2 separate regions of the Homo sapiens genome follow, and region 2 is linked to region 1. The links are chromatin loops, found by intact Hi-C in ENCODE. Cell type or tissue: PC-9. All regions are shown on one strand. Each heading gives the region's core, and the rest is flanking DNA. Links, peaks and the distances in the headings are about the cores only.

Region 1 (12,358 bases), core at 1,922-9,921:
TCTCTTTGTATCAGAACCATACCATTTTTATTATCATAGCTTTCTGTCTTCAGATTCAGTCCTGTAAATCTCCCAACTTTGTTCTTTTCTATCTTTTTTTTTTTTTTTGACTATTTTAGAGCCTTTGGATTTCCATGCAAACTTTAGAATCAGTTTGTCAGTTTCACACACACACAAAAAAAATCTGAAGAGAAATGACATCTTAAGAAGATCAAGGCCAGGTACAGCGGCTCATGCCTATAATCTCAGCACTTTGGGAGGCTGAGGTGAGTGGATCATTTGAGCCCAGGAATTCAAGACCAGCCTGGGCAACATAGTGAAATCCCATCTTTACCAAAAATAAAAATAATTAACTGGGTATGGTGGCACATGCCCATGCTCCCAGCTACTCGGGAAGCTGAGGTGGGAGGATTGCTTGATCCCGGGAGGTTGAGGCTGCAGTGAGCCATGATAGTGCCACTGTACTCCAGCCTGGGAGACAGAGTGAGACACTGTCATGAAAAGAAAAAGAAAAAGAAGAAGGAGAAGGAGAAAAAGAAGAAAAGAAGAAAAGAAGAAAAGAAGAAAAGAAAGAAGAGAAGAAGAAGAAGAAGAAGAAGAAGAAGAAGAAGAAGAAGAAGAAGAAGAAGAAGAAAGAAGAAGAAGAAGAAGAAGAAGAAGAAGAAGAAGAAGAAGAAGAAGAAGAAGAAGAAGAAGAAGAAGAAGAAGAAGAAGAAGAAGAAGAAGAAGAAGTTTTAGAGCCATGTGTGGTGGCTCACACCTGTAATCCTAACTACTCAGGAGCCAGAAGTGGGAAGATTGCTGGAGTCCAGAAGTTTGAGACCCGCCTGGGCAACATAGCAAGAACTCTCTCTCAATGAGTAAAAAAACAAAAAGAAGATCAACTTTCCAATTTGTGAGCACAGTATATTTCTCTCCATTTATTTAGGTCTTCTAAAATTTTTCTCAGTAGTATTTTGTCGTTTTCAGTGTTCAGAGCATACACATATTTTGCTAAATTTCACCCTATTGCATATTTTTATGCTTCTATAAATGGTGCTTTTAAAAATTCTATTTCTGAAATAGACAGTTCATAGCTATCATATAGAAATAGAATTGATTTTTATATGTTGACCTTGTATCCTGCAGCTTTGCCAAACAGGATGCAAAATGTCATAGTCATTTTGGAAACAGTTTAGCAGTTTCTTATGTAGGTAAACGTATATTTACCATATGACCCAGCAATTCCACTTTTAGGAAATGGAAACATGTCCTCACAAAGCTGGCATGTAAATGTTCATAACAACTTTATTCATAATAGCCAAAACTGGAAACGACCCCAATGTCTATCAACAGGTGAGTGAATAAACAAATTGTGATATATCCATACAAAAGAATATTACTCAGCAATAAAAAGGTACTCCTGATACATGCAACAACATGGATGAATCTCAAAAACATTATGCTGAGGGAAAGAAGCCAGATAAAAGAATAAATATTACATAATTCCATTTATTTAAAATTCTAGAAACTAAAATTTAATATATAATGACAGAAAATAGGGCAGTCTTGCCTGAACAACGGTTGGGGGGAGGAATTGTCAGAGGTATTTGAACCAGAGCAACTCCATCTTGAATAAAGGCTGGGTAAAAATGAGGATGAGACCTGCTGGGCTGCATTCCCAGATGGTTAAAGCATTCTAGGTCACAGAATAAGACAGGATATCGGCACAAGATACAGGTCATAAAGAGCTTGCTAATAAAACAGGTTGCAGTAAAGAAACTGGCCAAAACCCACCAAAACCGAGATGACTAGGAGAGTGACCTCTGGGAGTCCACACTGCTACACTCCTACCTGTGCCATAAGTTTACAAATGCCACGGCAACGTCAGAAGTTACCCTATATGGTCTATAAAGGGGAGGCCTGAATAATCCACCCCTTGTTTAGCATATAATCAAGAAATAACGATAAAAATGGGCAATCAGCAGCCCTCGGGGCTGCTCTGTCTAGAGCCATGGAGTAGCCATTCTTTTATTCTTTTACTTTCTTAATAAACTTGCTTTCACTTTACAGACCTGCCCTGAATTCTTCCTTGTGCGAGATCCAAGAACCCTCTCTTGGGGTCTGGATCGGGACCCCTTTCCGGTAACAGAATGAGTGGGAAAGGACACAGGGAATATTTTGCTAAAATATAAATGTCCTGTGTCTTGATTATGGTGGTGTTCACACAATTGTTCAAGAGTCAAAACTCATTGACTTGTGCATGAGAATGGATGCATCCATTGCATGCACATTTGACCTCAATAAAGCTGGAAACTGCTCAGGGTGTCTTTTAGAAAGCAAGAGGCACACATGTACCAAGGAACGAATGAACTGCAAGGAAGTAGCAAATAGGACAGAAAAGAAGTGAGACTGTCTTTAATCTTCATTAGATTGTTAGCCTGTAGACACAGTGCTGCCCGGTAGAACTTTCTGCCCTGCCCAATACAGCAGCCACTAGGCACATATGGCTTCTGAGCACTTTAAATATGGCTAGTTGTACTGAGAAAGTTAATTTTAAATTTTATTGACTTTTCATTAAATTTAAATTACCACGTGCTACTATGTTGAACAGCATAGCAAGGTAGGGAATGTATGTCTCATGTCTCTATGTGCCTATTACCTAATCTGGTAGTAGTTACTGAATAAAGGCTGAAAAAGAAAAAAATAAAATAAAATCCAAATAACCTGATATGCAGTTATACCAAGCAGTGTAGTGAATGGAACATCAGTAGACCCCAGATTCAAGTTCCAACTTGGTCCCTTGGTTCCTTTTCTGTTAAAATAGGGCTTTTACTCACTACAGACTTCACACTGTCTTTATAAGGCTCAAATGAGAGAAGTAAGCAAAACTACTTAACCTTAAATCACAAAGCTTTGCACAAACGGAAGGTACTGGACTTATCAGCAATGTGGTGGCCACATCTGGCGCCAGCGTTTCATTTTAAACTGAAGGCTCAAGAGGGTCGTGCCAAGCTTTCCCGGAGCCCCAGGAAGAGACTCTGTGCCTGTATACCTTGGTTCCGTTTTGTCTTTGACATGCTAATACCACAATCTCCGCGGAGCACGACCACCTGCGCCTCATAAACCTTTCCATTTACCAACACACGTGCGACCTTTCCTATCCTGGAGCCACTTTGCCAGTATTGATCGCTGATTGCAAGGGAGCATGCTTTGCAACTGCATAGGAAATGATGTTTGTTGCCGCGAAGGTGGTGGCCTGCTAGGATAAAAGAGGTCGCACTCGCTGCCAGAAGAGGAAGGAGACCCCTGCGGTGAGCGACCGTCGCGGCAGACCCGGGACGCGACTTGGAGTCCTCGTTTGCACTCTCCCCGGTTGCAAAGTGGTCCTGTTATCTCCAGGCTCTGCTGACTCCTCCCTCCGCGGCTGCCTTTTGTCTTTGAAGCCGGAGACCGACAATGGATTATTATCTGTGCATGCAGGTGTTGTTGAAGAGAACAATTTGTGAACAATGGCCCTTCCCACGTTGTCCAAACATAACGATTGCTCCGCAGCTGTTATTTGCAGAACTCGTCACCTTTCTCGATGCTGCCGATGCTGCCGTTGAGCCGCCAGCTGTCCCCGAGCGCGGCTCCCCCGGCGCCGCCCACCGCCGACAACTCGGCCGCCCTCACTGCCCCTCAATGTCCCCCGCTGTCCCCCGATGCCTCCAGATGCCCGCCGCTGCTCCCCCCAGTGTCCCCCGTGCCCGCCGCTGCTCCACGACACAAGCTTCTTTTGGCTGCCTTGGCGCTCTCCGCCGCCCCCAGGCGACAAGACCCCCAGGCAGCCAGACTGTGCGGGGCCTTCCTCCCGTGCGCTGTCCCAGGGTCAAAGCACGCTCCCCAGGAACCTCCCATCCCATTCAGTATTCTTCGGGGAAAACAGAATGGACCCACGGGGTTGCTTGTGGACCTTGTTTCAAACACATGACCCACAGGTGTGGATCTCTGCCCTGTAAGATCTGGGTGAAATTGTCTTGAATCCACCAATTCTGCAGTCTAGGAATGTCCGAAACTCCTCCTCACTCCCCTACCCCTGAATCGTGCCAATTCCCAGGCCCTGCATCTGCCTGTGATTCTTTTAGTTCCCCCACCGACCCTAATGCAAAATGCAGCCCTTTCACTGGTTCTCAAAATCTGCTGCCATGAAGCAGTTCCTGAGAGATTTCACTGAAAACGAGAGGGTTTCCACCCAGAGAGGACACCTCTTGACTGACACTTTCAGCTACTGTCCCCACTCCCTTCTCACCCCTACATCCCTTGTTTCACCCAGGAGAAGAAATTCCTCTCCCCGGTTACACATAGAGCTACTCACCAGTCTCCAGGCCCTTCCCTCAAGCTTCACTACCCAATTCCTACCAAGGGTTTTCCAAGTGCCAAGGCTCCCTCTCCTTCAAGGAAGAAGCACTGTTTTATTCCTGGTACAAAGACCTTCAGTTCCCACTGGTGTCCTGCTGGCGCCAGAATGTCTGCTGGTCTGCCAGTTTCTCAAAAAGTTCACTGGCCTGCTGCAGTCTGTTTTCTCACTTAGGGACAATTCACATACAGTGGATGGTGAGCTTACGGTGGATGGTGAGCTACCAAGGAGCAGAATTTCATGACAGCATTCAGCCCTGGATGTCCAACAACAACCTAAAAAGGTCAGCTGCAAAATCTTGCAGGATGCAGTAGCCATGCTTTCAGGGGCAATACATAGTTAGATTGACATATCTATAATGCTGAATTAAAGCTGCCATAACCTTTTCCCAAATCCCTGAATGAAAGGTGACTTCAGTCTTCCTTAAGCCTCTCCATGAATTTGTGTACCCAACTGAAGATTAGACATGAGCATATTGTATTTCTTAGGTTAAATACTATCACTACCTTATGGTAAAGAACATTTTGACTCTGAGATGAAAATATTTCTGAAATTTATTGACATCAATTTCTAAGACCTCTGCTGTGCTCCAGTAGGGAGCCACAAAATAAATCGAACAGTCCCAGACCTCTTCCTCACCCCATTTTATGCTAATAACATACTCTCAAATAACCAGTCATGTCTTTTATGGGGTAACCTTGGGTCTACTTTCCTAACTTGTAGTTAAATAAAATGCATATAGTATAAACATGAAACACCCTGCAATTCCTTGTCCCCTCACTTTAAACCAAGAAAGGAGACAAAGACCAATCAAAAAAATTGTTTAAACCATGTCTTTGGTAACATCTCCTGGTTTGTTTTGGATTAAGGGTCTGAAGGGAAAACAATTGAAAAGCAAGTGTAAATCAGCTTCCCAAAGAGAACACTGAGAATTCCAGAGATCTGCATTTCTCAGGACACTTGAGAATTATGTCCACTGCCCCCACATTCCATAACACTGGGGCAGCCATGCAGATTCACGCAGGACCTGGCTTCATGAACGCAAGGTAAACCATTAGATTCAAGCTGGTCCACTCCACCAACTACCGCGTGTGGTTGCTTGGAACAGCAACAAGCCCACGCCTGCACTAGCCTTTAGGTTGGTCAAGTGGCTGCCCACCCAGGCACTGTCTCTGAGGCAGGGTTAGAATGTCACAGCCCGCCCTGGGAGGACAGGGGTCCTGTGCATGTTAACAAGCTCAGTGAAAGGAGGCAAACCACTTGCCTCAGCACCACATTAGGCTGGGGAAGTATAAACTGGAAACCATGCAAATATTTATCTTCAGGGACCTCCAAGAGACCTCTGGGAGAAGGAAAATAAATCTCTACACGTGTTTACTCATAATGATTCCAACAGGCCCATCTAAAAACGACTCCAGCATTTCATTAAACAGACTTCTTCAATGGTCACCGAGCTGTGTAAATACAGTATAAATAAAGGCACAGATCCTCTTTTCTGGCTGGCTGGAGGTGTCCAGTTTGGATACACAATCCCTTTCTCCCAGACCGATCCCTTCTCTGAGGGCCCAGAAAGCAAGAAGTGTACCGAAGGATGTTGTTTCCCTTTCCATTAGGGTTATTTGTGGAGGGACTTTCATTTTGAAAGCATCTATGCTCATTTTTACAGTTTTGGAGAAACAGAAATTTGAAAAAAGGGCAAAAGTCCTGTGTGAAGAATTTAGTACACTTAACAATCACCTTTGATCTGACAAGAAAGGTGATCGGATTAGTAAGCCCAAGAACATGGTGAAAAATGACTTCCAAATGGTCTCCTTCCTCATCTGGCCGGAATAACAAAGCTAATGTTGGACTCGAGTCTGACAACAAGAAGGAAAAGAGCATGACCTCAGAACATCCTCCTGTGGCAAGGGCCCCAGGTGATGCTGAGAAAGCACTTGCTTTTGGAAAAGGCCCCAGCATGCACACACACACACACACACACACACACACACACACACACACGCATTCCTTCCACACAATGACTTGGTGTAAAGAAAGCAGGAAAATCGCTCTCCAGGCTAAAGATTCCCCCATGCTTGTTATTAGTCACCTTTCCCTCCTCCCAACTCTTACTGGCAACTAGGCCAGGCAATGACTCAGGAGGGCAGGCAGCAGGAGAAGCTGGTTCAGCACCACGGCTTAAAAAACACCAAGGCCCCTTCAAGTGTATTTAACTCAGATTTACTAATCTAGTCACCTAGGGAGAGAAGAAGGGAGCCAAGGAGGGGTGCAGGTGTGTGTTTGGGACAAGGTGGGAAAGGAGAGGCATTTGGGCAATGTTAGTGGAAAAATGGAAGCCCCTGCTTTCCTAAAGATAGCTCATGTAAACCAGGAAGGACTCATTCAGATAACCTCTGCAGGTTTCACCATGAGCCATTCTGCTGTGGGCGACTCTTCTGCCTCCAGTACACCTCTGATATCACTGGTAAAATGAAGGGCCTCTAGCACCACACATTACCTACTGGAGGAGGATGTCAGCAGGTCATGAAGTATAACAGGTTCTCCAGGTGAAAGGGACAGATGGGAGCAACATGAAACTCAGACCTGGGCCAACCGTGAAAGCTGAGTGCCAGGACGCACCAAAGTCAGGCAGAGGGAAGACAATGGCAAACCTCTATGCCCCAGGACTGAAAGATTTCTCCCTGAACATGGTGGGCCCTTTCTTTGAGTATGATGTCTAATTTGGCCAACTTGTCAGATGGTATAAGTCCAAGGGAAACCTCACCTAGCACCGTCTGATGGAGTTTGAGGGTGGCACTTGTAACTGTCCTGCTCTCCTTTGTCTTTGTGCATTCGGCAAACTGTCTCTCCCATCTGGGTTCACTACTCAAGAGACCAGGCCAACAGCTTGTCCGTGCTAACCCTCCACTAATCACATCACAGACCTCCGAGTGCTCCCCACCCCGAACCTTGCCTGTCCTTTCCTGTCAGAGCAGGCTGCTCACACCCAGCCACAATGATGTGATTGCAGCAGAGCAGCTCCTTAAGTGGAACACTGGGGAGGATAACACCCTGCCTGAAATTTTCAACAATCACACACTCCCCAGCCCTGATGTTCTACACAGCACTTCCATTAGCATGATTTGCGACAGACTTACTAACCAAACCCCACTGCTTCTGGCTGGTATTCAGGCCCAAATACAAAGGAATGAGTAAAAGCTGTTTTCTCCCCAGCAGTATCTCGCCTCCTTGGCAGGTGGCAGAGGATGATGTATGGAATAGCTGGCATCTCCTCCTCCTCCTTGGAAAGGAATTCAGCACACAACACTGCTGTCAGCCAACCCACCAGCCAGCTGACTCTCTGAGGGCAGCGGCAGGCCGAGCAGCAAGGCTGGATGCAGCCGCCAGGTAAAGGAATAGGCCAATGAGGCCAAGGGACCTGCACCGGCACTGCCTCTCCCAGGGCCTGAATTCCTGGGCAGCCTCGGCCTCTACAGCCCACAGCCTATGCACCAGCCCACTAAACAAGCCTCCTCCATCCTCATGTGTAATCAATTATGTGAAAATCTCACTGGAACTTTCTTTTAATGTCCTTTCTAAAAGCCTAGCCATTCCATTAAATCTGCCCTTTAATCTACCCATGCTTCCTTTATTGCAATACATACATCAACACATTCCATGAGCCACAGAGCTATCTATAGAATATTAACAGTACCTTTCTTGTAAATGCTGACACATTCAGAATGGCTTCTGTATTTGTTTTATTTGTGTTCTTACACAGTCTGTGCTCCAGAGACTTTGGGGGCTCCTGCCAGGAGAGGCTGGTCATGCTGGGTCTCTCAAGTACTTCTCATCTGGCCCAGTGGTGGCTCCCAAGATCTTTACTCAGGGACCTGGGGCCACAGTCTGACTGGAGGTTTAGGAGCTTGTCTGAAGCTGGCTTTGCAGAGCAATCATGATGCATGTACTGATATTTAATGTTGATATGTAGAGGTTTGGAGTAGAAGGTCATGAAATAATGAGGAACCCAAAACCCTACCCCCATATTGGAGCTGCAGCCAATAAGATCAAGTGCAGCCATTGATTATGGTGCCAAGAAACCCCAGAGTCCTTCTAGAAGGAGCCTCAGAGCCAGCCAGCTCTCCGTCAAAAAGGAGGCATGCAAGATATCCTATTTCAATGGGCAAGTGGCAAGATTTAAAAGACAAACATGAGCATGTAGGTGACATGGAGTACCTAGAACTCACATGTTGATGAGGCAGTAAGCACTGTCATTAATTCAGCTTGTACCGAATAACACACACTATGTAAAAGCCTTGACTATACTAGCTCATTTAACCCTCAGCACAACCTTGTGAGGTAAGCATCACTAGCAACCCCATTTCAGAGACCAGAAAACTGAGCCCTTGTTCCAAGATCCAACAACCAGCAAGTGCTGGTCCCAGGCTTTGAAACCAGGTCTGTCTGGCTATGGAGTTTCCCTTCTCACTACATCCTTCAATCTCCCAGTTACACTAACCTTCACACAGGATTTCTGATTTCACTCCCTGCTATCAGCCCTCAAAACAACAACATTTTGGTGCCCCCCTCTTCGCTGGAAGCATAAGAGCAGACATTATAGGAAAGTGGCTAGCACAGATGACAGCATGCCAGGCCACCACATAACTGGTCAAAGCCACTGGAGCCGGTCCTCCAAGAAGGAAAGGTTAATGGTAAAGGCTGGATCCTCCCAGGCAATTTCCCATTGCCCAATGAGGAAGAAATGCAAGGGTGCTCTTAATCAGGTTATTGGCTCCTTTCTGATTCCAAACAGCTTTCTGTAATTTAGCAGACTTCTCAGGAAGGCAGCTCCTTGGTGCCACTTTCTTATCACAAGCCACCATCAGAAACTACCAGGAAATGAACCCTACTATCATCCTGGCATTTGCTACCTCACCCCAGCTCAGGTCACCTGGCCCCACGGAACTAGTGTTGCCGGATTCAGCCAAAACAAAACAGAACACGACCCAAGTTAAATTCCAATTTCAGATCAACAATGGATTTTTTTTTTTTAGTACAAGTACGTCACATGCAATCTTGTGAATGCTTATTCTAAAATATTACTTGTTGATTACCTGAATTTCAGTAACCCCTACAAGGGCCCCCAATACAGCACTTCTCTCTTCAAAAAACAAGCGTTCTAGTGAAGGTCAGAAACTATTACACAGAAGGTATATGAGATTTAACAAGCCACCCAGGCCCCTAATTAAGACCCAGGGAAAGTAAGCACACACTTCTAAAGCCCTTGCTTGGGGCTTGGTGAGAGCATCCTCCCACCAGGAGGAGCCTGGGCTAAACCCTAATTACCCCCAAGAAAAATCCAAATGTGTCCACATCACATTGATCTCTGTGGTTGCAAATTCATAGTTCCTTTCTTCATTCCTGTTCACAGGTAAGTCTCCATGTAACACACTTCTCAGATGGAGACAGGGAAACCCCTTCCCTCTCCCACCGGCAGCATATTTTGAACCAAGCAACTAAAATCTCCAGCTGGAACTCCTCTTTCACAAAGATTTGCTTCAGGGAGCAGATGGGAAGAATGGCAGTTACGTAGCCAAAAAAATTACACTAAATGCCAGAGCAAGTTCACACTCGTAAACACCAACTCTGTCCAATGTTTTCATTTTTCAAGTGCGAGCATGTTGCTGAAATCTAGATGCCATTTCAAAACAAAGTTCTGAAAGAGCAGTAAGCGTGTTTCCCTGGCACCAAATTATTTCCCTTCCTCCATGCTCTACAGAGAAACAAACCTCACAATGTTCCCAGCTTGCCTTCTTTTTTTCTGAGACAAGGTCTCACTCTGTCACCCAGGCTGGAGCGCAGTGGCAAGATCATGGATCACTGCAGTCTTGACCTCCTAGTCTCAAGCAGTCTTCCCGCCTCGGCCTCCCGACTAGCCGGGACTACAGGTGCATACCATCACACCCAGCTAATTGTTTAGTTTTTGTAGAGATGGGGGTCCCCCTTTGTTGTTGCCCAGGCTGGTCTCAAAGTCCCATCCTCAAGCAATCCTCCCATCTCAGCTTCCCAAAGTGTTGGGATTACAGGTGTAAGCCATGACACTCAGCCTCCAGCTCATCTTCTGTGGGAAGACTGTTTCACTCTCCTGAGAAGAGCAGCCTCCCCTAGTTTTTATGGAGTTCTGAAACCGGATTTCTGCATGGCCTCTCCTACCTGGCTCTTATCTCTAAGAACATCCACACCACATACCCACAAAAGGCAACACTTGATTTTGCAAGAACTTAGGGCCAACAGCCTGAACCTGGTTTCCTCTGGACAAGCCAAAATTCCCGAGGCTACCCACATCTGTAAAAGACAGCCCCCTCTAGTTTCCTAACAGACTGGTTTCGTTAGTTTGAGCTCCAGGGTTGGGGGAAGGTCCTGGAAATTTGGATGACTCTGGAGGCAGTTACAGTTACTCTTATCTGGGCCCAGGACCAGTGATTCTCAAGCAAGCGAGCCTGCCTCTCCTAAGAGGAGCTGGTATGAGAATATCCAAAAGGATGTTTCATTTGAAAAAGTGTAATTAATATGCCATTTTATATTTGGAAAACAAAACACCTATTGCTTTTGCAGTACCAACTATAGAAGCGAAAGCTCAGTTCTTGGAATTTACAAGAATCAACTTTTCACATTTTATAAGAGCAATAATAGCTAATATTTGAGAACTACCTTACGCCAGACACTATGCTAAACTCTCTACATTGCATGACCTCGCTTACTCCTCAGCCATCCCCTGAGGTAATACTATTATTCCGTTGCTCAAGTAGGGAAGCAAAGGCATGTCCTAGTATGGAGTAGAGCAGCAACTGGAATTGAAGCACTCTAACTCCAGGATCAAACCGTAAATCACTCCATACCATGTCCAAGGATGAGGAGCACTGGTGTGGCCAAATTCATGGTCAGCCATCGCCTCAGATACCATTGGCTTTCTGTCCTGCCGCAGGGCCCTGAGTCTATAGTGGGAATTAGAAAAAACAATGATAAAGTTATTGGGCCAAGCGCAGTGGCTCAAGCCTGTAATCCCAGCACTTTGGGATGCCAAGGCAGGCAGATCACCTGAGGTCAGGAATTCAAGACCAGCCTGGCCAACATGGCAAAACCCCATCTCTACTAAAAATACAAAAATTAGCCAGGCGTGGTGGCAGACCCCTGTAATCCCAGCCACTAGAAAGGCTGAGGCAGGAGAATCACTTGATCCCAGGAGGTGGAGGTTGCAGTGGGCCAAGATCACGCCATTGCACTCCAGCCTGGGCAACAGACAGAGACTGTCTCCAGAAAAAAAAAAAAAAAGCTATTACTTTGCCATTTCATACAGTCTGGTAGAGTGTACACATGCTGCAGGGTGTTGATAAGACAACACAAATAAAATTATATGCTGATATGGCTCTTGTTAAATCCTTGCCAAAGAAAGAAACCTTTCAGGAAAGTCCAGGAAAAATCAACTTTAATGAAAAACCTGCAGCCACTGAAAGAAATCAGGATAAAACACATTAAATTAGTGCCTTGAATGAAGTAGATACTAAACAAACGTTGTTCAGCTGAATTGGGATAACTTTAAAGAATGTTTATTACTCCCCCCCGCCCCCGCCTTCTCCACCCAGGTGAACCTTAAAATGTCATTCATTCACTAGACAAGCATTAGCTGAGTTCTGCCACTAGACGTCACCCGGGGCACGGTGACAGACACCATGATGAAGCAAGGGCCAATCTGACAATTGAGAACATTACAATGTATTGAAGAAATCTGTATACTTTTAAAAGACAAACACATGGGTGTTGGTTTTCTGTTGCTGTGCAACAAGTTACCACAAACTTATTATCTCACAGTTCTGTAGGCCAGAAGTCCAGGCACAGAACAAGGTCGTCTGTTCACCTCTTATCTGGGGCTCAGAGTCCTTGCCTAAGCTCACTGGTTATTGGCAGAATTTATTTTCTTGTAAGACTGGGGTCCAGCTCTCA
Region 2 (12,358 bases), core at 2,534-10,533, 110 kb before region 1:
TGATCCACCTGCCTCGGTCTCCCAAAGTGCTTGGATTACAGGCGTGAGCCCCTGCACCTGGCCGGGTGTTTCTTTTTGTGCGGCAAAGGTCCCTGGAGCCATTGACCTCCACTTTACTTGTTTAGAAAACAAAATGACATGAGGATTCTGAGACTTCATTTCAGCTTGACTTCAGAAAGAAGTCCACAGGAATGCAAAAATCATCCCTTCCTTAAAAAACCAAGTGTCATCTAAAATACCTAGATAACTAAATGAGATCTTGTTCTTGTCCCCAAGATGACTCTTCATCCATTGACAGAGGGATGAAACTTGATAATTAAGTCTGCAGCCTTGTTCCAATCATGAGCAAAAAGCTGACAATGCATCCTACACATATTTTGTGTCTGCATCTTGCTTCTGAAGAATCCAAAGCACTTCCACCTGTCTCTGTGTGTCCTCTGGCACGGAGGATGGCAGACATCCACCCTGATTCATAGATGACCCTTTTGAGGCCAGAGAAGTATGTGATTTGTGCAAGTAGAACATTTCAGTAACAACAGAATTCCAGAAATTGATTAAGGTGATTTACTCCTTGGGTCAGAGAGCTGAGCCACTCTCTTTCTGCAAAAAGTCATCTTTTCAGTGCCCAGGACATTTTAATCTTGTTGGCATTCAGTGTGCAAATAAAGCTGACTCACAGGTAAAGCCATCTCCGGACACTTTTCCCCACCTTTTATACCCTGCTTACTGACATGAGGGTTTTCACCTGTTCCTGTTATTGTAGGAGAAAAAAAAATCTAAGTAGTTAATTAAAATAGAATGTTAACTTACATTATTTCCCTGAGATGCAACTGGATTATGGAAGAAATGCTTAGAAGAGGATTGCTTTACCCAAATAAATGACTAGTTGATTTTGAAATTTTAGACATCAGCAGGATAGGAAACTTCCAAGTATTCTTTTTAAAATGTGTTTAATGGATATACTTATGAGTCAGCTTTATTTGCAGACTGAATGCCAACAAGATTAAAATGTCCTGGGTACCCAAAAGGTGACTTTATGCAGAAAGAGGGCGGCTCAGTTCTCTGACCCAAGGGTCAAGTACCTTAATCAATTTCTAGAATTCTGCTACTACTGAAATATTCTACCTTGAACAAATCACATACTCCTCTCGCCTCAGAAGGGTCACCTGTGGAACATGGTGGATGTCTGCCCTCCTCCATGCCAGGGGACACACAGAGACAGGTGGAAGTGCTTTGGATTTTTCTGAAGCAAGCAGAATGCCAAAACCTATCTATAGGACAGCAGATATTAGAATGAAGAAACTGTCAAACACAAAATTAAAAACAGAATTTAAGTAACCAAAGTCTATCTAAAAATCACCCAAAGAAGGTGATTTTGGAGGTCTGGAATCACAATTTTAAATGAACTTGTAAAAATTATCCAATCTGGAGACATCCATTATAGACCAAGATGGAGGATCAGAAACCGAACTTATTCTTCTACTCCAAACAACGAAAAAATCAGACAAAATATATGAAACAACAGTTCTCAAGACATTGGACATCAGGCAATGAAAGGCAGTGATCCCTGAAAGATGGGATAACAGATGAGGTGAGCCCTAAGATTTTCCCAGCTTACTGCATTGAGAGAGTTTCCAGGCCACAGTGCAAGGAGGAGAAACCCAGATGGAGTCAGCTGTCTCTCTGAGTAGAGGAAACTGGGGAGGCCGAGGTAGCTAGAGCTCACAGGGTGGAATACCAGAGAGGAGAGAGCTGCAGAGAGGACTCTGGAAATCTGCAGAGGATCCCCCTAAATATTCAGTTGACTATTTGTTCGATATAAATGAGAAGAAACTGCCTGACAGTAGGAAAGAATTACCTGAAATAATTAAGGAATAAGGAGTACAGGGAGCTCACCTAGGGCTGGGAACAATGCCTGTTCTCACTAGCCAGACCTCATAACTCACAGGGTATCAGGTAGACTACTCAAAAGGGCCTTCACTTGGCACTGGGTGACATTAACCATAGACCAAATACTGCCCTAGTCCCACTTAAAAAAGCTTACTCAAGAAGAAACAGATAACCTAAATAGCCCTGTTAAATAAATTGAATTTGTAGTTTAAAATCTTCCCACAAAGAAAGCTCCAGACTCAAATTCCTTCACTTGGGGATTTTACCAAACATTTAAGAAAAAAACAATACCAATTCTACACAAACTCTCCCAGAAAAGTAAAGAGAAAGGAATACTTTCCAATACTGCATGAGGCCAGAATTAGTACAATAACAGAATCCAGAAAAAGACACTGCAAGAAAACTACAGACCCATATTCTTCATAAATAAGACTCAAGAATTCTGAACAAAATTTTAGCAAATTGAATCCAATAACATATAAGAAGGACAATGCATTATGACCAAATAGGATTTATCCTGGAAATGCAAACAAGTCATTCAGGCAGTTACTACCTATCAGAGTTAGAGCTGCAGGGAGGAAAAAAATTTTTTTTTCATCTCTGACCCAGGTCAAATGTCTTGTTTTATTAAGCTGAGGCCAAACTGCAGAACAAATTGTACTAAACTAAAACTAGTATTAAAGTCTCCTGGTTGCTAATCCAATGTGCTTTCTACAACACAAGTGTAAGAAAAAGTAGGAAACAACAAAAGCTGGAGTCTAATAAAGAGAGGCTTGTAGAAAACTATGAGAAAAAAAACCAAGAATTTGAATGGGATATCAGATGTGAACTTTTGAAGAATGTCAGTGATGTATCATGGCGCTAGTTCTAAACACATCTATTTTTCATGAGACTAATAACAGTTTTTGTGCAAAGGAAAGAATTATCTGCAATAAAATAGATGAAATACTTATTTTAAAAATATTTCTCATAATAAAAGTGTTAAAATGACTCAAACTGTTTTTTTGATCTAACACGAACATGATTCTTACGACCAGAAAATTGCCCTGTTTGCAAATAAGGCCAAAAAAGCAAGATGATGTAAGATTATGCAAAATGCAAGCCAATAAAGTCATATGTAGATATACAGAAATATTATTAATCTTGATGAAAAAATACATCATTGGTTTGAAGCACAAATAAATATTTCTCTTAAAAAGCAATGACTTATTTAATAGCTGTCTGTAAGCCATGTGTTCATTTAATAAGAATCACATGTGCCTATTAAAATAAAGATAGACTACCAGCTAATGGTGAACTATGAACAAATCCACAGACTGTGGATCTGCCTACCTTTCTATCCCTATGTGAGTTCCCCATGAGCAGGAGCTAGGTCTTACTCATCTTCATATTGCTGGGGCTAGCAGAATCCCTGGCATGTACTCAATCCTTTCTTCTTGCTCCCAGACTTGTGTCATGTGAGATAATGAACACCCTTGCTGTTTGAGTTAGTCAAATGGAAGTTTCTTACTTGCAGCCAAGAGCATCAGCATTGAGACAACCACTGCATGAGTCTCCATTTCCTGAATTGTAAAACCGGGAATGGTAACATCTGTCTGATGGGGTTTTGAGAGCAATAAATGAGATAATCTACTTAGAACCCTTTGCACAGTGCCTGTCTTAGGAAATGCTAAGTAAATGTAAGTTTCCTTTCCTCTCTTAAGGAATTTGCCATTTAAAAACCAAGGAGACAAAGTTCAACACATTCAAAGTTCACAGAACTGTTCATGATGTCACCTGCTAAACTTGATGCTGCCAATTTTGAGATAATTATTGCATTAACCATGATTTTCTCTCTAATTATTGTTATTGTTAAACTCATCAAAGAATTTGCTCCAGGAAATGATTTTAAAAGGGTCTGTGAATGAAAACCTAAATTTGTATCAAGCAAGTAACAAAGAGAATGGCTCAGAACACTCTTCCTTCCCCAAAACAAGCCATTATGCTGGTAGCCCAGCAGCTGTGGCCCACTTTCATTTTATCGTGATTTTTGAAAACTTTTTATTGGAAAATGTCAAACTTACAGAAAACTTGCAAGCACAAAGAATAATAGCACTAACTACACATGTGCACCCTTTCCCCAGATTCACCTACCGTTAACATTTTGCCCACTTGCTTTCTCATTTCTTTTTCTTTTCTTTTTTTTTTTTTTGAGACAGGGTCTCACTTTGTCACCCAGGCTGGAGTGCAGTAGTGCAGTCTCAGCTCGATGCAGCCTTCACCTCCTGGGCTCAAGTGATCCTTCTGCCCTCAGCCCCCCGAGTAGCTGGGACTACAGGTATGCGCCACCACACTTGGCTAATTTTTTATACTTTTTGTAAAGGTGGCATTTCACCATGTTGTCCAGGCTGGTCTCCAACTCCTGAGCTCAAGCAATCCACCTGCTTCAGCATTCCAAAGTGTTGGGATTACAGTCATGAGCCACTGCAACCAGCCTCGTTCTCTTTCTCTGTGTATGTGTATATGTATACATAGGTACATAATCTTCATACACATTTACTATTCTTTCTGAAACATTTGAAAGTTGCAGCCATCATGCCCATTATGTACAATTTTTATTTAAATTTCATTTTCTAATTTAAACACTTAAAAAATAGATACTTATGCCACAGTTCATGTCCTTTGTAGGGATATGGATGAAGCTGGAAACCATCATTCTCAGCAAACTATCGCAAGGACAAAAAAACCAAACACCACATGTTCTCACTCATAGGTGGGAACTGAATAATGAGAACACATGGACACAGGAAGGAGAACATCACACACCGGGGCCTGTTGTGGGGTGGGGGGAGGGGGGAGGGATAGCATTAGGAGATATATCTAATGCTAAATGACAAGTTAACGGGTGCAGCACACCAACATGGTACACGTATACATATATAACAAACCTGCACGTTGTGCACACGTACCCTAGAACTTAAAGTATAATAAAAAAAATAGATACTTGTATATGATTTGTACATGGTGCTAAACCTGAAGTGTACAAAAGGGAATACTGTTAAAAGTAAGTCTTCCTTTCATCCCTAGGGCCTACACACTGGTGTCTCAGAATAAGAAGGGAATGTATCTTGGGATTCTCTGAATCCATTTCTTTCCCAATTGTATGAAAACTTTCATATATCCAAAACAATTGAGAAAACAATAAATAACTATCTAAAAGAGAAAATTCAAGAAATCTAATCTAGAATCCCTCAGGAGCTACTGCTCTTTCTGGTGCTGCAAAGGTTTGAGACATTTGGCCTTTTCTCCAGGGATTCTTACTTTTAGAACCCAGACACCATCGTATGAGGAAGCCCAAGCTGCCCTGTGAAGAAACCCATACAGAGAGAAACTGACAATTTGCAAAAACTTGCCAGCCAGGTGGGTAAGACATTTTGAAAGCAGATACTTCAGCCCCATTGGAGCTGCCCCAGCTGACACTGCATGGAGCACAGATGAGCCATCCCTGCTGAGCCCTGCCCACATTGTAGATTCATGTACCAATTAAATGATATTTTTTGTTTTAGGACACTAAAGTTTTGAGTTTTTCTTCCCCCTACAACAATACTTAACCAGAATAGCTAGTCATGGAGGAATACAACGATAGAGTGATCTATTAGGGTAGGGTGCCTGCCTTCAAAGAGCTCATGCTCTAGTGGAGAAGCCACTAGAAGCCAAACAAAAATTAATTAAATACAGTGCTGTCTAGATAAATACCATTTTCATATAAAATTTTAGGAGAGGGGACAAATTAACTGAGTTTGACAGTGTCTCAAAAAAATGTAAAGAAAATAAAAGTTGAGTTCGGTTTTGAGAATGAGTAGGAGTTCACCAGGTAGAAGAAAGAGGGCTCTCATCACTTCAATGCCATGCAAATTTGTAGAACATAAGAAAGGATGGTAAGATGGGCAGGGCCAGGAGATCAGAGAAAAGGAAAGACCCAAGTTAAGGGTTCTGGTTAGACTAAGAACAGGGACCAGGGAGGAGGAAGCAACTGTGGGGCAGGGGCGAGAGGAAGAGAGCAGGAAATAAATGAGGTTGCAGAACAGCCAGGGCTGCTGGGCAGGGCAGGACACCTAGAGGGCCCAGGACCAAAATCTGGGCCTGATTCTGCTTCTGGTGAGCAGCAGGAGTTGTGTGGGATATAGGAGCCTGGGAGAACCTCTTCAGGTTTCTGGACTAGTCTTCCCTCTGTAGAATGAAGGGTGGGACCCAGGAGCTTCAAGGCCGTTTCCAATTTTGTGACACTTACAAGGGTCAGTGTTTCTCTAAATGGGGTCCTATGGAATCAGGATGCCTGGGCATCCCAGGTAATCCTGATGCCAGTTATGTTTAAGAAATACTATTGTATGAACTGAATGGGACGGAACTTCTCTTGTCCTTGGTTTCTTTGCATTAAGTAAGAAACAAGAAAATTTTTGCATTCTGTAAGCAATACTGTAAATGCAACATAAAACTCTGTAAGATGTAAATACCATACCATTTTCCCCAAACTGCAAACTGAAGATTTATTTTCCCATCAGGTAAGAAAGTGGTGCGTTGTTTCTCCTTTTTTCTTAAGGAAGCAAACTTACTTTGACAAGTAAAATACCCTACTTGGCCTCAGAAGCTGAGGTTACTGATAAGAAGACTGGGCAGCCCCAGAGAGAGAAGGTGGCCTGTAATTCAACTTGGATTTGTTGAAACTTACTCCGAAACCCCTCTGGCTGGGCAGCTGCTGAAAGCATTGGCCTTTTGTTTGTGGTAAACACCAAAAAAAACCCAGCATCTTCTAGAATCTTCTAGACTGTCAGTGTGCAAGAGATGAGGGCGATTAATTTTGTTGGCAGATGCAGAAACAGTCATGAGAGGGGTCTTCTGGAAGAGAAAGTCAGGGCCTGGATAAGCTTCTTGAAATCAGACATGTAGAAGCCCAGTGGAGACACGGATTTGCTTTTCAAATGTTAATGAGTGTTCTTAATCAAATGTGGCTTTCACCGCAAGTTCTGCTCCCACACACTCTGGTTTAAGGCTGAGCTAGACTGGAGTGCACTTGATTAAACTCAGCACAGATCTTATCCAAGGGCAGTCTTCATGTGTTTTTCTTCTCAAGCACCAGGAGGATTGTAAATAAAACATGTTGAGGAAATATAAATTCCCCATCTCCCCTAGTCTCAACAAAACTATAGAGGTACACATCTATTTTCCTTAAAGGATTCAGCAGTTAACTGAAAAATGTATTTATTAGATCTTATAAAAAGGAGGGGGAGGGAGGGGGAGAGAGAGAGAGAGAAAAGGAGGAGGAAAAAGAGGAGAAGGAGCAGGAGGAAGAGCAGGAGGAGGAGGAGGAGGAGGAGGAGGAGGAGGTGGTGGCAGAGGAGGGAGAGGGAGGGAGCTCATGGAGTGGAGCCTAGGCCATTCCTGGGAGGTGCAGTCTGTGAGGGCTCCTTCCCTTAATCAGGTGAAAATGGACTTCAAGCCCTAATGGGAAAAGAAAGGAAGCACCAAGGGGAGGAGAAGGAAGCCGAGGCAGAAGGCAGGGAGCCCTGTGTCCTGGCAGAGGGCCACTCCTTTGCTGGGAGGTCCGTGGCCTCTGCTTCTCCCGAAGGTCACTGATCACTGTTGGCAGCATCCTCCTTTCCTCCCCTTCAGTGGTGCACACAGCTCCCACCAGATAAAAGGTCCAAGGAAGATGACCCTTTTATGAGGCATTGCAGGAATTTGTGATTTACAGGAAGGAGACACTGCTTGTAGGTTTGAGAACACAAACTCCAAAGAGATAGAATCGGCAGAATATATCCTTCTTTTCCTTGAGCTATAGCACTTCTAAGAGGTCTATTAAAATCTAAATTGGAAGATTCTCATAGCTTAGAATCCAAAACACAAACCAAAACAAAACAGCAGTAGAGAACCACAGTAGTTCATTGCCTAACCTAGCTTCCCCCACTCATTCACTCCAACTTTTCCAAGGATTTATTTCCATTACATTTAACTCCTAAGCTCTCATTCTTCATAATATATTTGTCCCGCATTGATTTTTACAAACCCACGTTCATGTTAATGTCAAGAAAAAAAAAATCAGCCAGGCGCACTAGCTCACGCCTGTAATCTCAGCACTCTGGGAGGCAGAGGTGGGTGGATCACGAGGTCAGGAGTTCGAGATCAGCCCGACCAACATGGTAAAACCCCATCTCTACTAAAAATACAAAAATTAGCTGGGCTTGGTGGCGTGTACCTGTAATCCCAGCTACTCAGGAGGCTGAGGCAGGAGAATCGCTTGAACCCAGGAAGCAGAGGTTGCAGTGAGTCGAGATTGCACCACTGCACTCCAGCCTGGGCAACAGAGCGAGACTCTGTCTCAAAAAAAAAAAAAAAAAAAAAGAAAGAAAGAAAGAAAAAAAGAAAAAAAATCCTTACAACCAGTAGGACATCAAAGGCAAGACTAGCTTTACTCCACGGGACAGTAGACATGGCACGAAAGCTGCTGCTGGGTTACAGGCTCAGGGTGTGTCACCAAGGGAGGGGAACAATGAGATTCAGCCGTTACTCACCACCTGAGTCCATTCCGCTTAGAACCCCAGCCAAAAGATAAACAGCAAGAGGGAAAAGAACTCTGTAAATATCCCCATGAGAACAATGAACAAAGTTCATGTATTTTATCTGCCTGTGTAAGCGTAGGCATAAAGCCCCAGCGGAGTCTTATTTTTCTCATTGTTCCAAGAGACAAGTCCTATACCCCCAAGAGAGGGGAACCCAGATCCCCTATTAATGAAGAGGTTGTAAGACAGCGAGGGTCAGTCTGCGTCCTCCAAGAAGTCGAAGCAATCAGATCAGGGAATTTAAAAAAGGAATCTTTTCTTCAAAGTCCTTACAGGGATCTTATCATGTAGTCCATGCAAGTGATTTAGAAAGTCCAAGTCTTATCATGGAACAGACAAAGCCAGTCTCCTGCTTTCCTCCCCTGACCTGTCCCCTTTCAGCTGTTTCTTATATTCTCCTTCAAATTTCTAAATAAAATGCTTGTGCTGCTATTGAGTTATCCAGTAGGGACATCAATAAGCTTCCCATTAGGCTAGGAGACTCTTTCTTACACTTTCCTCCATATTTTGCCTCCCTCTATTCTCTCGATATAGATAAATTATAATTTTTGGTTAAATCTATCCTCTGTGTTTCCATTATTAGATAATTGCTCAATGCTGAGGACAGGAGTGCACTATCATTTTACTTCCTTTGCCTTCTGGTGTGCAGGGTTGCTACTGAGAAATCCTGTGCCCTTCTACTTTCTGTTCCTCTGAACAGAACCTGTTTTATCCGTCTAGGGAAATGTTTACGGTCTTCTCTTCATTCACGGTTTCTGAAATTCCAAAGTGGTATAAGCTGGCATGGATCTTTTCAAATCCACAGGAAATATTCTGGTAATATTTCTTTGCCCATTCTTTCACTTTCATTTTCTTTATTTTGTCTTTCTGGAATTCCTCTTAGGTGAATGTTAGCCCTCCAGGACCAATCCTTTCATTTTCTTATCATGTCTTCCCTGTTGTCCATGTTTTTTTGTTCATTTGTTCATTTTTCTGGGAGTTTGTTGTTGTTGTTGTTGTGTGTGTGTGTGTGTGTGTTTTTTTTTTTAGGGCTTTTAAGACCTTTCTTTCTTGTCCTTTGATGATTTCTGAATTAAAGCATCCTGTTCTGGATTCACGGGTACAGCACCCTCTCTTATCTCCCTACCAATATCAAATAAGTTTTTGTATGTTTATAAAGGTTACTTCTGTTCCCTTTCATTGTTTGTTTCTCCTAAGTATTTTTTCCCATTTGAATGATTTTGATCTCTTTTATGTTGAAGTCTTTCCTCCAGAATCAGGTGGCCCTCGCATGCCCATTCTTATTGAAGACGAAGATCCAAAACTCTGATTCATGGGTTTGCTTTGAGACACGTGGGCAGGCTTGTGAGCTGGTGAATTTCACTGACAGAAACCTAATACTGAGGCAGCCTTTTCAGAGTAGGGCCCCAAATGGACTTTAGTCGGTCTTCTGTCTGCAGCTCAGTTCCCCCATGGCAGACAGAATCCCTGCTCTCTGGCTGGAGAGGATGCCTGCCTGGCTGCGAAAGAGGCAGGGGCTAGCTGGGGTCATCATCTCCATTCAATCATTGTCAGTGCTGACTTTCACTTTCCCCCAGTACCAGCTCCAAACCTCACTCCTGCCCTCCTCTGTGCTAATGTGGCTATGTTCATAGCCTTTTTGGTTCCACATCTCTAGAGAAAAACTTCCAGCCTTATGCAAGCAGGTGGCAGAGGAAGGGGAGGGAGAGGAATTGTGTGGTTGCCCAGTCGGGGAGAACACTTAGGGATCTAATTCCAGACTTCTAAGCAGCCCCCTGCATTCAGTTGCCAAACTCCTTCCTGCCTCCTGCAGCACTTGGTGCCCCAGAACCTCAACCTTTCTGAGGTTCTGCTGGGAGGAAAAGGGGTGGGTATGGCACACTCCTCCTTGGAATGCCCTCTGAAGACTAAACCAATCACCACCCCTCCACCTGCTTTCCATCTGTCTACACCATGGAGCCAATTCAAAATCTGTGTAGCTCCTCTTCCAGGGTATCTGGTTTTGTGCACTGGTACCCTTTTATTCCTCTACTAGAATTTTTAGTTGGTATCTGGTTTTGTGCACTAGTACCTTTTTATTCCTCTACTAGAATTTTTAGTTGGGGTTTTGGAAGGCAGAAGCTTAGGTCTGCCATGTTTAATCATAAGCTTTGTCCCACTATGTAGATTTCACACGTGCTCTCCAGAAATCTGCTTGCCTGTAGTCCATGGAGTCCACTGGATTTTCTGGGCTTATATAGGCGGATGGTTCTAACCTTGGATCTGCCAGGCACCAAATGTGTGGCCTTACGTTAACTGATTCACCTCCCTGGGCCTCATTTCTTCATGTAAAAATTGGGGATAAAGGAGGGCTCCTGTGCATTAAATTTTTTTTTGTAAATTATTAAATTATCATTAACAGAATTAAATTGCCTATTGTGTTAAAGATAATGTTCATGATAATAAGCAAGTGGGGTAGGCACACATTACCCCATTTTTCAAATGAATTCTACAAAAAAGGGGCCTAGTCTCTGTAAGGGGGCAGAAGATACTTGTTCGGTGCCTTGTGATTTAATTCTCCCTTTATTATGTTTCATCCTCCATGCGAAATTCAGATTTTCCATTAAATGGCTGATTCTCCCATTTGAAAAGTTAAATGTGGTGATTTGGGGTGGGGGGAAGTAAAAGAGTTCTATCTGGTTATTTATTTTTAGGAATACAGAAAGAAGGAAAACTAAGGTCCCTAACTGTGAAGAGGAGGTATTCTTGGGCCCTTGCCTTACCTTTATTTTAGATGATCTTTCTTTACTTAGATGATCAACCTCTCAGCATCCAATTTCAAAGGTATTTAAGTTTGTATTTTAAGTCAACAATTATTGGAGGAAGTTAAATGTTTTCCTGTAGTGTTTTGCCTCTTTGTAAACTAAATAAGGTTGTATGCATATTTTACCTGCTGAACATTGACCTCCATGAGGGCCTGGGATTGTCCCCATTTTTCTGTTGGCCACTGAATATAGCATAATGCCCAGCACATCCTACATCATAGCCCTTAGGAGCTACAGGAGATCTTAAAGTATATCTACTCCAGCCCCTTTGTTTTACAGACAATCTAGAAAAGCCCAAACAAGATGAAATTATTTGCCTGAGAACTCTGAGGAAGAGACTAAACCAAAACTTGACGTGGGCCTCTCAGCTCAGAATTAGTGCTTTCCACTATACCAGGCTGCCCAGAGTAGGTGTTTAGTAAGAATCTGGTGTTCTCAACACAGCCTAATCTTTCGTGTTCTCTCCATTATAGCCCAGCTTTTTCTTTTCTTTAAATGCTGATGGATTTAAAAAGCAAAACAAAACAGCAATAAGGCTTAACATAAACCTAATAGCTAATTACATCAAGAGAAAAGAAAGCTGGGACCTTACATAGTAGATGACTTAACTATGTACTCTAATATAATACATAATCAAAACTACTCTCTTTAGTAAACATATTTCCACTAATTTATTCTCCCATGAAGCAAGCCATAGGTGTGCATGTTTTCTACCTTGGATGCTGACTATGTTGTGTACCTTCAGAGTCTTTACTTCTTTAAACCTGACAAAACTGGCCCCAAGTGACCTCTGCTCTCTGATCTTAGTGCTGCCTTCATTAGGGTCACCTGAATGAGTTCAGATGGGCACAACTGACTTAATCAATAACAGGGAGTCATTTATTGTAGGATAGAGGAGTGTATCCTGGAACCTCAGGGCAGGAAGACCAGTCAGATGATCCCAAGGAGCTGAAAACCTAGAACCAGAAAGCCAGCAGGAGCCACGGGAGCTCCCTGCAGCCTCACTCCCGCCCCTCACACCCTCCCTCTTGGTGGGGCCCCGTGGTCTCTATCCCTGCCTGCATGTGC

The links. Hi-C counts contacts between places; a loop is a spot of excess contacts. Peaks named below come from ENCODE experiments on the same cell type or tissue, not always from the same donor. Only the 100,000 strongest peaks of a DNase experiment are listed, where the experiment ranks them.
Region 2: a loop joins it to region 1, with 2.7 times the contacts of the local background. A loop is called at or near these places in 3 of 110 quality-filtered maps.

Annotation. Positions count from the first base shown.
Region 1 is chr2:172,226,236-172,238,593 of GRCh38, reverse strand. No RefSeq gene overlaps it. Among named protein-coding and RNA genes, the nearest start is that of DLX2-DT, 130 kb to the right of the region's middle. RefSeq lists a silencer at 3,319-3,613. In PC-9, for the core only: no CTCF peak of the experiment used is centred there; DNase peaks (open chromatin) are centred at 6,463, 6,893 and 9,243; H3K4me3 peaks cover 777 bases; H3K27ac peaks cover 2,542 bases.
Region 2 is chr2:172,337,364-172,349,721 of GRCh38, reverse strand. All of the region lies in intron 4 of LOC107985960 (a long non-coding RNA gene), which reads right to left. Among named protein-coding and RNA genes, the nearest start is that of ITGA6, 84 kb to the left of the region's middle. In PC-9, for the core only: no CTCF peak of the experiment used is centred there; no DNase peak of the experiment used is centred there; H3K4me3 peaks cover 522 bases.